Regions from separate parts of the Homo sapiens genome. Here region 2 is linked to region 1. A link is a contact called in ENCODE Hi-C or POLR2A ChIA-PET data. All regions are on one chromosome and are shown on one strand. Each heading gives the region's core, a stretch centred on a gene start or an enhancer-like site at or near the end of the contact. The rest is flanking DNA. Distances are from core to core; before and after follow the strand shown.

Evidence for each region. A loop is a pair of places that touch in the nucleus more often than their neighbours do. ChIA-PET counts read pairs that join two places held with the same protein, here RNA polymerase II (POLR2A). Pooled maps may share reads with other maps.
Region 2: a loop to region 1 is called in a map of mammary epithelial cell, with 6 times the contacts of the local background. The contact joins two enhancer-like sites. A Hi-C loop is called at or near these places in 3 of 168 maps with a recorded cell type or tissue (CD8-positive, alpha-beta T cell, PC-3 and mammary epithelial cell) and 3 of 50 pooled maps. POLR2A ChIA-PET finds 5 or more read pairs at or near these places in 4 of 52 experiments (AG04450, H1, WTC11 and 1 more).

The regions. Positions count from the first base shown.
Region 1 is chr4:98,623,416-98,630,699 of GRCh38, forward strand. The region is part of intron 1 of TSPAN5 (tetraspanin 5); the gene reads right to left. Among named protein-coding and RNA genes, the nearest start is that of TSPAN5, 32 kb to the right of the region's middle. Within about 2 kb of position 2,661, at least 11 of the 41 ENCODE cell types and tissues checked have a DNase peak (open chromatin) inside an H3K27ac peak, as active enhancers do.
Region 2 is chr4:98,584,034-98,591,317 of GRCh38, forward strand. The region is part of intron 1 of TSPAN5 (tetraspanin 5); the gene reads right to left. Among named protein-coding and RNA genes, the nearest start is that of TSPAN5, 71 kb to the right of the region's middle. RefSeq lists an enhancer at 265-559. Within about 2 kb of position 3,622, at least 4 of the 41 ENCODE cell types and tissues checked have a DNase peak (open chromatin) inside an H3K27ac peak, as active enhancers do.

The DNA.
Region 1 (7,284 bases), core at 1,411-3,910:
TATTTAATTAGAGTCCAATCAAAAGATGAGAATCCTATGAATAAACCTGTAATAATATCCTCTGTCCCACTTCAAAATTATAGCTTAAATTATTTTGTTCCTCAAAAGCCATAGTTCCAGAGATTATAAAACTCTCTTTACATATCAATCACGAGTGTAGCTAATCCTTTCAAGTCTACAATGCAAATAATTAAATTTTAACTTTGTAATCATGAGAACAAAGGACTCTTGGGATTAAATAAACATTGCCTTTAGAAGAGTATAGGAAACAGTTTTAGCTCAGGCCGGTGGCCTTTTTGAGATACAACCCATCCCTTACTCCTTTGGTGGCTTTCAACATTAATACAAAATTGGGAAATTTAAAATTCACTGTAATTCATTACAGTGAGTTACTTTATTTGAAAACAACACATGCACACATACATATATACAATTCCATGTTTCCTCTGTATTCACGTACTTTGAAAAGTTCAATTTTATCCATTTACAGAAGAGGTGTCCTCCCAGAGTAAGTTTGGATATTAGTTATTTAAGGTAAGCCTATGTCAGGTGGAAATATGATTGATGTTAGGACCCTATAAATACCTTCTTTTGCTTTATATGAAACTATGAAATTGGTTCTAATTATATTACCAAATTGAATCATATTGAAAAAAAGTAATAAAATCATTGCATTAGTCACAATCAGCCACATTTGCTGGTATTCAGGCCTGGTATTTGACATATATGTTATTCCAAAGCCTTACAAAAACCCAAATAGAAGTTATTACCATCCCTGTTTTACAGACAAAAGTTCAGGGGCAGAAGATCCAAATCTTACCTTTAGAAACACAGAATTGAAATACAAACCTTTAAAAAAAAAAACAAACCACAACGCTAGGACTGCCTCTACCACACTATGCCTTCATGGAACTGTTATGAGAGCTTTTAGAACATTATTGCCAAGTACAGACTAAGTGCAGCATAATGATGAGGAGATAAAGTCAAGAATGAAAGTAATGGTTTCCCAGAGGAAAAAAAAATACGTATTAACATAAGTAACATTTCATTACTAAGAGCTCCATAAGAAGTTACTTGATTTAATCTAGGTTGGGTTTTTCTGTGTTTTTTGTTTGTTTGTTTTGTAGAGGAGGTGTAAAATTTTAGATACGGAGTGATACTCTGTTGTAAAAGCAAGAGCAAAAATTTTACAAAACACTGCTTCCCCACAGTACATAAGAAAAAGTCTTCTCAATGTCCCTGTCCCTAGTTCAGAGAATCAGTATGACGATAGTACTTGGAGAACTATAAGAGCAGTAACTTACATTAATTAGTAGTTAATGGGGTAGAGCCACAAACATTAACTTATTCATTAATTCTCAACATACTTCCCTGAAGCAAGTCTGAGCTTCTCTTTGATAGAGGGAAAGAAAGTCAATGTTACATAAGTGATGGCAGCCTACTTCCAGGAAGTGATCATAAATACACAAGACTAACGCCACACTTAAGACTTTAGATTCCTCCTATACAGAGAGGCATTAATGAACGTATTTTTAGACACAACCAATCCCAAAAAAACCATCATTGAAAATTTGTAGGATTCCAAAAGGCAAAATACGATTTGAAAGCACTGAAACATAATAATGATAATAACAACAACAATAATAGGAAAGGGAGGAGGAGAAAAAGCTAATAATTGTTGAGTGCTTATAATACACCAGACAATTCTGTAAGAGCCCTATGGGCAGTAGTTATTTATGCCTAGTGTTCCATTACTGGAACGCTAAGCATGTGGGAGTTTTTTATACCCTTCTGCTCAAGGTGGTTGCCAAGGTCTGATTGCAAAAATTCAAAAAATTGCAACCTCAGACATAAATGGATTAACTCTCAATCCTTACAATGAGCTTGTGAAGCAGGTATTATTTCCCGCTTATAAGGAAATGAAGGTGATGTGAGTTGCCCAGTCACACTGATAGTTCCGAGCAGAATTTGGAGCCACTTTGGTTCCAAAGCCCATGAAACTGACCAAGATTTTACCCAGTTAATCAAGGTAAGACTTATTTTCATGTTCAACTCAAGATTACCCATGCAAGATTGACGTTACTTCACCAAAGAGAAAAAACAAAAGTCTGTTATGTTTTGCCCTTTACATATTTCCAGGGCCAGAGGGCCAAACCCCTTCCTTCCTGTGAACCTCTGGTGCAATGAAATGTCAAGCCAGATCTGGTCCACTCTAAAATACGACTCACTTGCTATTACTATCTTTAAATGGCTTCATCCGACCTACTCCCTGAAACCAATTTCCTCTTGAATACATTTAATTGCTTCTTTATGAATGAACCCTATTAGTAGCATTTATTCATTCCTTCTGAAAACCACGTTTAAAAGCAAGAAAATAGTATGTCAGAGTAGTATGTTTATTTCATCAAATACACATCTTCTCTTGGAAAAAAAAAAATCACTTTGCTTATTAGATCTTTCTGTGCCAGGTAAGTTTTAAGAGAAAATTTATACTACCACATATTTTTAAGTTGAGTACTATGTTTATGAGAAATAAAGCAATGAGTGGAAACACTTCATAACTAAGTATCTCTAAAGGATTTTCCATAAACCAATTATTCACTCATTCCTCACTTGTTACTATATTTATCAACATCAACATGTTGTTCAAGGACCATCCACATGAGAATCACCTGGGGCTGGCTGTTGACAACACAGGTGAGATCTAATGAATGCTGGTTTCCCAGTGAAGAAATCTGCATCACTCACGAACAGCCCAGGTACATGCTGGTTTCCCAGTGAAGAAATCTGCATCACTCACGAACAGCCCAGGTACATCTTATGTATTCTAAAGGTTGAAGACCACTGAGTCCCCTTTATGTGCTAATAGGACAAACAGATACACAAAGGGCTTATCATAACCTCCCATAATTGATCTTAAATTGATCTCTCTGCTTCTAACCTTGACCCCATCCCTACATACCTGCTTATTCCGTAAACAACAAAAGGATTTTTAAGGCATAAGTCAGATCATGTAACTTCTCTGCTCAAAATTCCCCCAGAGTTTCTCATCTCCCTCAGTGGCAACAAGCCTAGAATAATCTCCCTGCTCTGCCTTTCTGACTCATTTCCTACCACTCTCCTCTCCCCTCCTGCTTGGCTCCAGCCACCAGACCGCCTCCTCCTCACCCCTGGCCCACCTGGTGCAGCAGAACCTTCACCCCTACAGGCTCCCTCTGCCGGGACCGCTTTCCTGCAGCTAGCCCCACAGCCTGTTCCTTCCCTTCCTTGGGGTTCCTGCTCCACAATCACTAGTGTGGGAGGCCTTCCCTGGCCACTTTATCAAGAACCTGCCCATCCCTTTTCCTGCCTGATTCGATCCTCTTTAGCGTTTATCACTATCTAATGATCTAATGTACTTGCTGTTTTACTTATTTTTTCTTGTTGGTTATCTGTTACCCTCCACTAAAATGTAAGCTTCATGAGAGCAGGTTTTTTTTTTTTTTTTTTTTTTGGTCTGCTTTGTTCTTAAATGTATCCCATTTGGCACGTAATAGACATCAAAAAATATTTACTGGCTAAAAGGATGAATGAATATCATCAATGCTCCAAAAAAGGGTACTTGATTAATGAAGCATTGTAAGAGAGAGCAACCAGCTTGGGGTAGGGGGCAGAGCGCCTAGCTCTCCTCGTGGCAGGTAACACTAGTGGGGTTTTCAAGGAAGGACAGAAAACATCTCCTAAGAAAAGGAAGGACATTCTACACATCAGCTGGCCTGTAATTAAAAGTGTCAGTGTCATGAAAGATGAAGGAAGAATGAAGAATGCTTCTAGAATGAAGGAGACTGGAAAGATATGACAGCTGGGTATGAGTGATCCTGAACCGGATCCTTTTGCTATAAAGGACGTTACTGGGATAACTGGAGAAAACTGAAGGGATTTTATCAGTGAAGGTTTATAGGAGTTCTTATTTTAGTATTTTTGCCATTTTCCTGTAAGTGTGAAGTTGTTTCAAAAGGAAAAAAAAAACACAAAAGGAACCAGAATAACACGAGTAAATGCAATGCATCAAATGATCTGTGAATAAAATGCCCACTGAATAAAACAGGGAAAAACAACAACTATTTCTTCCAAATGTTCCTATTTCCCTTACTCCCCCATTCCTCCATGAAAAACTTTGGGCCTGTATCATCTTGGCTTAGAGTCAGCCAAATACGGTCATTCTTCTTTAAGTATAAATGCAAATAAACCCCCTGGATTTCAGTGGGAACACAGCATGCAGCAGAACATTTGTGTGTATAAACTCTGTAGTAAATGACATCTCTCTTCTCCCTACAGAGTAGAAGCTTGATCTCCATGAATTGCTGTAACTCAAAACATACTTTTTACACAAAAATAATGATGGGGTTGAAAATAGAAAAAGTAAATCTTTGGACTGGACTGCTGTTGTGAGCCAAAGAGAATGATTAAATATAAAACAAGAGGGAAAAAAACAACAGCACTAGGTTATAAAAGAACAGATTGACATAGATTTTTTGAAACTGGAAGTTACAGGCAACATGCCTAGAATTTAGATAACAGTATTAAGGACTGAACACTCATCCAAACATCTACAGCTCCCCTGACAGGTCAAATTCCATTACAACAAACACCAGTGCAATAATAATCTGAGTAATCCAAAGCATTCCTGGTTAACGACCTCCTTAACTCAAGCAGTATGCAATATCTAACACCATTCCCCATTTTAAACACAAAAGTACAAACGTAAATACAGCAAGTGATTGTTCACTGTACAAAAGGACTCATCAGAAGTCTCCATAATAAGGTATAAGGGTTTTTTTCAACATCTAGACTAGTGTTTGTGGGGCCATTTTTTAAATACAGAAAAAAAAATTAACTTACATGCAACTTTTGAAGGACATGTCTAGATACAGTGGACCCAAAATGTTAACAGCAACTGAAAGCAAGCACAAGTTTAACATGACAACAGGAGCATCTATAGATTGACTCATGTACCTCCCAAGTCCCCTACTTTCCTCTGTAATGTGGGGTACACCACACTGCCTGGTATTGGTTTAATTTGAATTTTCTTCCAAATTATTAAAGTTGACAAATTCTCATTTTTTAAATATGAAGTTCCAGCCTCTCCTGGAAAATGGTTAGATCTGGCAACACAGGTACAGATTCCTGGGTCAACCAACAGCTAATGGAAACCAGCTCCCTGATAGGCATGGCAGAAGCATTGCTGACCCCTTTACCACACTCCCCATCACTCCCTATTGCATTCCCAGCACCCTTAATGGCTTATTTTCTGCCTGGTCCTTCTAAGCATAGGAATCTGCAACACCAGCTTTTAAAACAACTAAAACAAACAAACAAAAATTACTACTCAACTTGCTGATATATCAAAACTGAGCTGTATCATACATTGTCCTATGATACATTGTACATTGCAGAGAGAAGGCATGCTAAGTTAATATTATGGATAAATTACTTTAAGATTTCTCTAAATGACATTCTCACAAGCATCCCTGGCAAAAGGCAACATCTATAATCTTTAACTGAAAACACTTTGCTTTGGAAATGGGAATGCTTTGAATGTACCTTAGCTTATCAAAGCATAAATTTACTTGTTTTTAAATGAGTTCAAAACTAGCCATCATAGTTATTTATGTATATGTTACTGCAATTAAATAAAAAGGAAAAAATGCTTATAAACACACACATATTATCCTGAAACAGAAACAATAAGCATAATTACTCTAAAGTGGCAAAGAATGGATAATTTGTCTATGAACTATTTCACAGTCTTTGAGTTGTACTGTGTATTACACATAACCAGAATATCTTCAGTCTCAAAAAGACTATTTCTGAGCACACAACCAAGATTGCAGGCAAGTCACACAACCCCTCTGTGCCTCGATGTCCTCATCAGAATAATGTGAAAAATAATAGTGCAGACATCTTAAAGGGTTACTGGGAGGATTAAATGAGCTGATACATACAAACAGCACTTATAACACTGCCTACCACTATTGCCCAACCTTGTATCAATCGACACACTAGCCTAAAATGCTGATAAATTACGTTCTCCTAATGCAAACATTCTCATCTCTGCTCTGGTTTGCAGAATGAAGCAGTCTCCTGGTCTTTTATCCAAAGCACACTCCAGTATTATTAATTTAAGTTGCTGCTAAATCTCAAAAGTCATTAATAAAATGTAGTGATTTCTCAAATGGTTTATGGTCAGCCACTCTAAGAGGTACTTAATAGAAAAGAATTAGCTCAAAGCTGGTATCCAGATGATTTATCAAAACAACTATCAGGTTTAAAGAAAATCCCCAGGGCAGTAAAAACCCAGCATTCAAAAAACACCAATGAAGAAAAAGACTGTTGCTATTCACAAAGGTACAGACTGTTAGTGAGTGAATAAATGGAAGAATAAATGAATGAAGATCAAATGGGTTATTTGCTGCTGACCACAAACTTATGCTTCCCTTTCAAAAAAAAGTATTTTTAATCAGATCCTCTGCTTATATTTGTGTCATTGTTAAACTGTCTTGTCATACTTACATAACCAGGTAATAATAATCTATGAAAATACTCGACTAACCAACCCAAACGCTTTCCCTAAATCTTAACATATGCACTGACTGCATTTGGTGTGGTCAGAGATGGGCCCTGTCCTGAATTCACGCTCGAGTTGGGGAACAAAACTAACCAACAAGGATTAAGTGGTAACCTCTGAGTATCTACTAAACAGCATCAGAGTTCCTGGAGGGTTATGCCCAGGGTAGGCTGCAAGGGTGCTCAAAGTGAACAAGAACAGGACAAAGGCAAAGCAGAGGAGGCACCAAACGAAAAGCACTGCAGCTGTTCCAGCCATGAGGCCTGATGGAGAAAACAACATGGCACATGTTCTGCTCAGCAAATCCCTACCCGCCTCCAATACATACAGCAGCACCACCTCCTCTAAAACATTCCCTCATTACCTGATCTTTAGACTTATACACCACTTCTCGTTTATGTGTGTATTTATTTATATGTTTTTCCTCCATTGGACTGAGAGCTCTCAAAGCACAAGAATCACCTTAATCCATCTTGTATTGTCATCCGAGGCACGCATATTCCCTAAACATCCCTGGATTGAATGAAGATGACTTAGCAAAGGGAGGGATTCTCTCAACCCGGGAGACTGTGCACATAACTAGAAAGGGAGGGGCCCACGGAATCCAACGCCAAGCTTCCTGTGCATTGGTGCTACCCAGGAGAAAGGAGTGCCCCTGTCCTCAAGAAACTTAAGTC
Region 2 (7,284 bases), core at 2,372-4,871, 38 kb before region 1:
ACCCTACTATATACCCTAATGCACCAGAGCTTGTTTTGAGGAAAATAAGAGGTGAGATTTTTACGGAGAGCTTCCAAATTATTTTTTCAAAGAGATGCGGTCTTTCTTTGTTACCCAGGCTGGAGTCTAGCTCCTGGGCTCAAAGGATCCTCCTGCCTCTGCCTCCTGAGTAGCTGGGACTACAGGTGTGTGCCACCACACCTGGCCTGAAATACTCTTACTAAAATAAGGACACTTGAACTAATGCCATCTTATGGGAAAGTTATTCAATCATTCCCATTATATGCAAGCAGTGAAAATACTCATTTCTTTTTATTTTAAAATGTCCAGTTACTGAATAAGCATATATGCCTAAGTATTACTGAGGTCAGAGATTGCGTACAATACTCAACTCTGTTTCCCAAGCATGTTCACAGTCCATAGTTGAATGAGCAAACAAATACACTGTCAGTGCTTGAGTCAGCAGGTAAGAAAACATTTACAAATGAGGAATGAATACACAAAAGTATTTGCAAAGATATTACACACCATCTTCTACTTATATATGTAGACTTTCCAGTTCAAAGTCATGCCCAAAATCCTGTACTGTATTTGAAAAATCATTTCCTTGCTAAAAGTCTCTTTATAAAGACTCTGTGATTGCCTCAGGCTAACTTGTTCTTATCCCAAGTTTTTAAGAGGAAAAAGCCTAAAAGACATTTTATCTCTTCATGCAATAGGCCTATCGCCACTGCAAAGCATGGTAAAAGGAACTTCAGAAAAGATGGAGTGACCAAGAGAATTGAATGTGTCTTGAATGAGAAGGCACAATTTATCCTCAGAGTGCTCAAAGTTCCACATTCAATCTAATTCCTTCTATCCACAACAAATACCACTAAGAAGGGATTTAACATTTGAGGATACACTGTGTCCTCCTTCCACCGCTTCCCAAGTAAGCTGGCTGGTGGCTGGCTTAAAGAGAATAGCATTCTTCTCACAATTTCTTCACCCAGCTTTACCTCTGACAGAACTCAAAGCAAGTGACTTATCTGTGTCAGGACTAATGTTGAAAGAGCACTAGATCTGCAGTCAAAAAACCTAATTTTTAAAAAGTTTTTTCAAAATTCTTATACATTTAGGGGGTACAAGTGCATATTTTCTGGTGTGCATATATTGCATAGCAACAAACTCTAGGCTTGTAGTGTACCCATTACCCGAATGGTGAACACTGTAACAAACAAGCAATACTTCAACGTTCAGCCTCCCACCTTTGGTAGTCTCCAATGTCTATTATTCCACTCTCTCTCTTTTTTTTTTGAGGCAGTCTTGCTCTGTCACACAGACTGGAGTGCAGTGGCGCAATCTTGGCTTACTGCGACCTCTGCCTCCGGGGTTCAAACAATTCTCCTGCCTCAGCCTCCCAAGTAGCTAGGATTACAGGCATGCACCGCCACACCTGGCCATTTTTTGTATTTTCAGTAGAGATAGGTTTTCAGCATGTTGGCAAGGCTGGTCTCAAACTCCTGACCTCAAGTGATCCACCTGCCTCAGCCTCCCAAAGTGCTGAGATTAAAGGCGTGAGCCACTGCGCCCAGCCTATTATTCCACTCTCTATGTCCATGTGTATCCATTGTTTAGCTTCCACTTGTAAGTGGGAACATGTAGTATTTTACTTTCTGTTTCTGAGTTATTTCACTTAGGATAATAGCCTCCAGTTCCATCCATGATGCTGCAAGATGTGTTAAGAAGCCTGTTTTCTAGTCTAGACTGCCCCAAACCAGATGGATGCCCTTGGCAATTTATTTCACCTCTCTGGGTGCCAATCTCCTCCACTGTGAAATGAGACACTGTAGAAGATCAGTAAAGTTCCTTGTTCTCCCAGAACTTGCAGGCTACATATTCAGGTGGGAAGATGGGCTGAAATTTTGCTCTCTAGCTGCTAACTAAATCGTATTTTTAAATTCTGCTTCTCAGACTCTTGAAAAGTTGGCCTGAGAACATAAGACACCACCAAACAATCTGGAAGAACCAGTGCTATTACAACAAAGCAATGAGAGAGTCAAGATTCCTTAAATGTAGGTCTGGAATTCAATGTCAATTGATAGCTGATCCTTTTCATGCCAGTGCTGCCAAATGTACCAGGAAAGTTCTTTAAAAGCAGACTGAAGTTTTAAGAGTCCACACTATTATTTTCTTCTTAAGTCTAGGTAAAATCCCTTCCAATTAGTTTAAAAGTAGTATTTTGAAAATGTTACCAAAATAATACATGTTTCTCACTTTTTCTCCTTCCTCTCCTTTTTCTACTAACGACTGAAGACATTTTGGGACAATCTAACCTTTCCCCATTAACTGACTTGTCTGTGTGAAGAAACCAGACTGCAGATTTGCTGTTGGCCTTGTGTAATTTCTGAGCCAGGGCATGGTTTCCAAGGTAACAAGTTAAAAAAAAAGAAGGCACAAATAGGTCTAGCACATTTAATATGTAAATGAACTAGGTCACTAAGTATTTCACTAATAGGCAAGATGATAGATTAAACCCTTCTATTCTTTTTCCTCCATTTACCCTAGGAGGAATTTATTTGGGGCTTTTACAGCAGACATAATGATTTTCCTTTGGCAATGCAGTTTCCAAAATACAAAACTCCAAAGAGAGTTTGTTACAGTTAATCAAGCGAAAAGCAGCTTCTGTTGAGGAATCTAAATGGAGAAAGGAGAGGGGGTCCTGAAGCACTGAATCTAATTCTAGACACTTGTTTTTGCAGTTCTCTTACAGATAACACACAATAGCGTGCACATGCACCCTTGCCAACTCTTCACACAGTGAGAGTTAGAGTTCCCATTCTCATATTCCCACCAAGCCAGCGGCATGCACAAGAAACTCACAGTTCTGAAGCTGGAGGAGTGACTTTGGCTTCCAAAGGGAAAAGGGGAGCCAAAGTGGTCGTGCCCTGTCCTGCCCCTTGGACAAAGGCAGGGAATTGAATGCACCGGCAGTTGGGAGGCAGGGTGGGGCAAAAGCCAAGGGTGAGGGCTGAGGGAGAGCAGCTTTTCCTTGGATGGACATCCTTCGATGGCCAGCATGCAGCGCAGCCATCACACATGCCAAGGGCTGCTTCCCAGCCTGCCTTCAGGAAAAGTGGAGGGCGCCAAAGAAGGGCATTCATAACAATGCAGTAACAAAAGCAGATAGATGCTCTGGGGGACATGGGCAGAGAAGAAGCAACAGCACTGTGTGTGCCAGTGATCCAATTAGAAAGCCCAGCTTCCACACGCAGGCTGAGGCTTCCACAGCTTAAACCCCGTGGTATCCAGACACCATGATTTCTAGAGTTCTTAGTTGCAGACAAAGCCCCACTGTGTTTTCCCGGGTGACCATGCTGCCAATTTGTCTCATACCTTCCAAAGAAGCCTAATTATTAGCTTCTTCCTCGGCTGTCTGGCTTTTTCTTAGCTCCATGAAGACTGAACATATATTTCCTCCTCTAAAGAAGGTAGGCAGGGTTGGGGAAGACAAGCAAGTCTGGAACAGAAACTCCGCCCATCCATACCCCAGTGAAGCAAGGCACATCGCCATCTCCATAAACACCAAGGTGCTGGCCGGGCGCAGTGGCTCATGCCTGTAATCCCAGCACTTTAGGAGGCTGAGGCGGGCAGATCACGAGGTCAGGAGATTGAGACCATCCTGACCAATATGGTGAAACCCTGTCTCTACTAAAATACAAAAAAATTAGCTGGGCATGGTGGTGCGTGCCTGTAGTCCCAGCTTCTCAGGAGGCTGGGGCAGGGGAATCGCTTGAACTGAGGAGGCGAAGGCAGCAGTGAGCCAAGATCATGCCACTGCACTCCAGCCTGGTGACAGAACAAGACTCCGTCTCAAAAACAGCAACAACAACAACAACAACAAAACAAGGTGCTTGGATCTGGGGCCCCAAAACCTATCCAAGTTTTCAAATAACAGTTGGTCTCTTCGGCATTTCCCTGAAGGTGTTCACTACACTTCTTGCCCTGTCCTTTCACTTTGAGTTCCTAAATGAAACCCGTCGTCGGCCATCCTCCCGCCCTGCACAGTCTATTCTGCAAACTAGATATTCTGTGTCACACTTTTCAGAGTCCTTTCATTTTCCTGTTTTGTAAAAGTGGTTGTGTCTCGGAAAGTTAAAACGAATTAACTTCATCATGGCCTGCAGGATGAAAGAGATAAAATGAAAAAGGATTAGGCTTTCAAGACATCACTGAGAAGCCTTTTAAATGAGCCAAGTGTGCCGATGTCACATGAATGGGGTGGCCAGTAACAGAGACCGCAGAAGATCACAGAAATCTGTTTCCACCGTATGTTTCGCTAAGTAAAGAAAGGACAGTGCTGGGTGTTAACTTCGGTTCAAAAAAAAAAAAAGTTAACAACATCCCTTTTCTGTTCCCAAGTCTATTACTTCTAAAAAAGATATTTTAACATTATCACTATTTTTTAAAGAATGTCTTTTCTCATCTTTTGCTTTGAATATATTTAATATAATTTATTCTCTCTTCCCATAGGTCCTTCATATTATTTCCACTCATTATTGTTGAAATCTTCCAGTTTTCTCATTATTCCCAATGCTTCAAAATAAAAGAGAAATTTAGTAAGATTAAATAATGGAAAAAGGAAGCCAAAGAATATCCAGTTACGATGTTCAAAGAGATAAGCTGGCCCTGAGGCATATTTATCTGTCCTAAAAGAACTTCACCAAAGAGAAATTTAAGCTCTACAATAACTTGTGTGTGGCCTAGAAGACTTCAAATGTTGTTTCTCTAATGTGAATGTTGAAATAATGTCATTGAGTTTACATTTAATAACATCTTACGTTTGCAGAGTGCTTTGTTTTTTAAGGTGTCTTCATTTATAACATATCATTTTATCCTTTTGATAAAAGGATAGATTAACAACCCTAGAAAGCTGGCTAGAAATTAAGCTATGATTACTGCATTCTATACATGAGAAAACTGAGGCCCAGCACAGGTTAAGGGCCTGGAAAGGGACACACAGCAGAAATGTGACAGTGTTGGAACCAGACTCCACACTCCTGATCCCTAATCCAGGGCTCCTGCTTCAACACCTTCCTCTTTGATGCTCTCTACGTGTGAAGAAAGTTCACCCTAGATTAGTACATGCTGGAAACAAGTGGAAACAAGACCTAGGTTATCCTTAATGCCAGACAGTTGTATTCTGCCACACTGTGAATTCCAGGATAGCAAGCACTGGTCAGCAAATTGGCGCAAACATATATTTGCATTATAATATTTCTTATGGGTCAATTAATCTCCTGGAACTAAGAACAATCCTGGTCTGGAAGCATGACTGAGACCCAGATGTCAGTGCTTAACAGCTGCATTACTGGCCTGACTTAGAGAAGAGGCCGGAAATACTCCCAGAGTTGTTCACTTAAGGCCTGTGATGATGGCCCTAGCAGACAAAGGAAAGGGAAGGAGGGCAATTACCAGAGAACTTAATTCCCTATAAACACCAATTGGAGTGACTGATGAGGGCATGAGGGGCACCTTTCTTTCCTCCTTAGCAGGATTCTTTACATTAACTGGATAATTGCTTCTTTTCTCCAACTGCCTAGACCCACAACCCGGAACTGGCACGCCAGCTACGCGCAGACTACCAGAATTAGGTTCAAAACAGAAACAGCAACAATGTAATTAAGCTTTTTACAAACATGATACCATGGCACAAAATTTTTCATTACCTTGTGTTAATGAAAACCATTTTCTCTGACCAACGCGTAAAATGTTGGAGCAAAATAAACTGAATCGTCTATCTGGTGTTGCAGTGTCAGTGCAGGCCTAGCATGGGAATGTCTCTGTGGAAGGTGGTGGGGTTTTTCTCCCCTTTTTCTCTTTAAAGAATCTGCTGAGTTATTTCAATAGCACTTCTAGCTCTATTTACATAGTCACACTACCTCTCTCCTGTGCTGTAATTACAGGAAAGGTGCTACCAATGATCAGATTTACTTTCAGTATCCCATCCTACTGTACGAAATTCCAGTCACATCACTGCATATCACAAAGACATGCTGCAAAGGTACACAACACAGACCATGAAATGAAACGGCACTACCCCCACTTCAAAAGGTACCTTTAACAAAAACCATCTGCTAAAGATGGTCCCAAACTCTTATCATCTGATTCTCATATTCAATTTATAAAATGAATAGGGTGCTGCTAGGCATACAATTTATGTGAAATAGGGACCTGAGCCAGGAAGCTGCCCAATAAAGGAAGGAAATGAACTCAGGTTTACCAAGTGCCTATGATGTGCCAGGCACAACACCTATGACTCTCACTTATTTCATCTCATCTAATTTTCCAGAAAACTCTGTAAAGTGGATATTCCCATCTTACAGGTGAGGACACTAAGGCTCAAGAGATGAATTGGCCAGGCGTGGTTGCTCACTCCTGTAATCCCAGCACTTTGGGAGGCCGAGGTGGGCAGATCACGAGGTCAGGAGATCGAGACCATCCTGGCTAACACGCTGAAACCCCGTCTCTACTAAAAATACAAAAAATTAGCCAGGTGTGGTGGCATGTGCCTGTAGTCCCAGCTACTCAGGAGGCTGAGGCAGGAGAATCACTTGAATCCGGGAGGCAGAGGTTGCAGTGAGCCGAGGTTGCATCACTGCACTCCAGCCTGGGCGACAGAGCGAGACTGTCTCAAAAAAAAAAAAAAAAGAGAGAGAGAGAGATGAATTAACTTGTCCGAGGTCACAGTGCTGATCAGTGTCATGTTCTGAACACAGGTCAACTGAACTCCAAGACTAGTCTATTATCAGCTCACTAAGACCCCACAAGGGTGAAATGGCTCCTTTAGCCTAATTACCAGCATTAAGATAACCATCCATCCACACAGGAACCTGAGAAGGCAAGCAGGAACACACACTTTGGGTACCTGTAATCAGTAAACCTCAAAGACTGGTGTGTACATCAAGTAGGAAACCAACTTCCCTAACTCTTGGTTCCCAGTCATAGCCCAATAGAAATGAGCAACTTTGCCCTGCCATGCTTTTCCTTTTTTTTGTTTTTTTGTTTTTTTTTTTTAATAAGTGAAAACTGCTTTTATTTACAGACATATTTTTTTTAGGTAGGAAGTTCTAAAGTGTCAACAAAATAACATACCAGAGCTAGTAAACACTTTCAATAAGTTGCAGAATATACCAGGCCAATACGCAAAATTCAATTATTTATATAAGTTGCAATGAACAATTAAAAACTAAAACATGAAAAACAATACCATTAATAACAGCACGCAAAAACCTGAAGTACTTA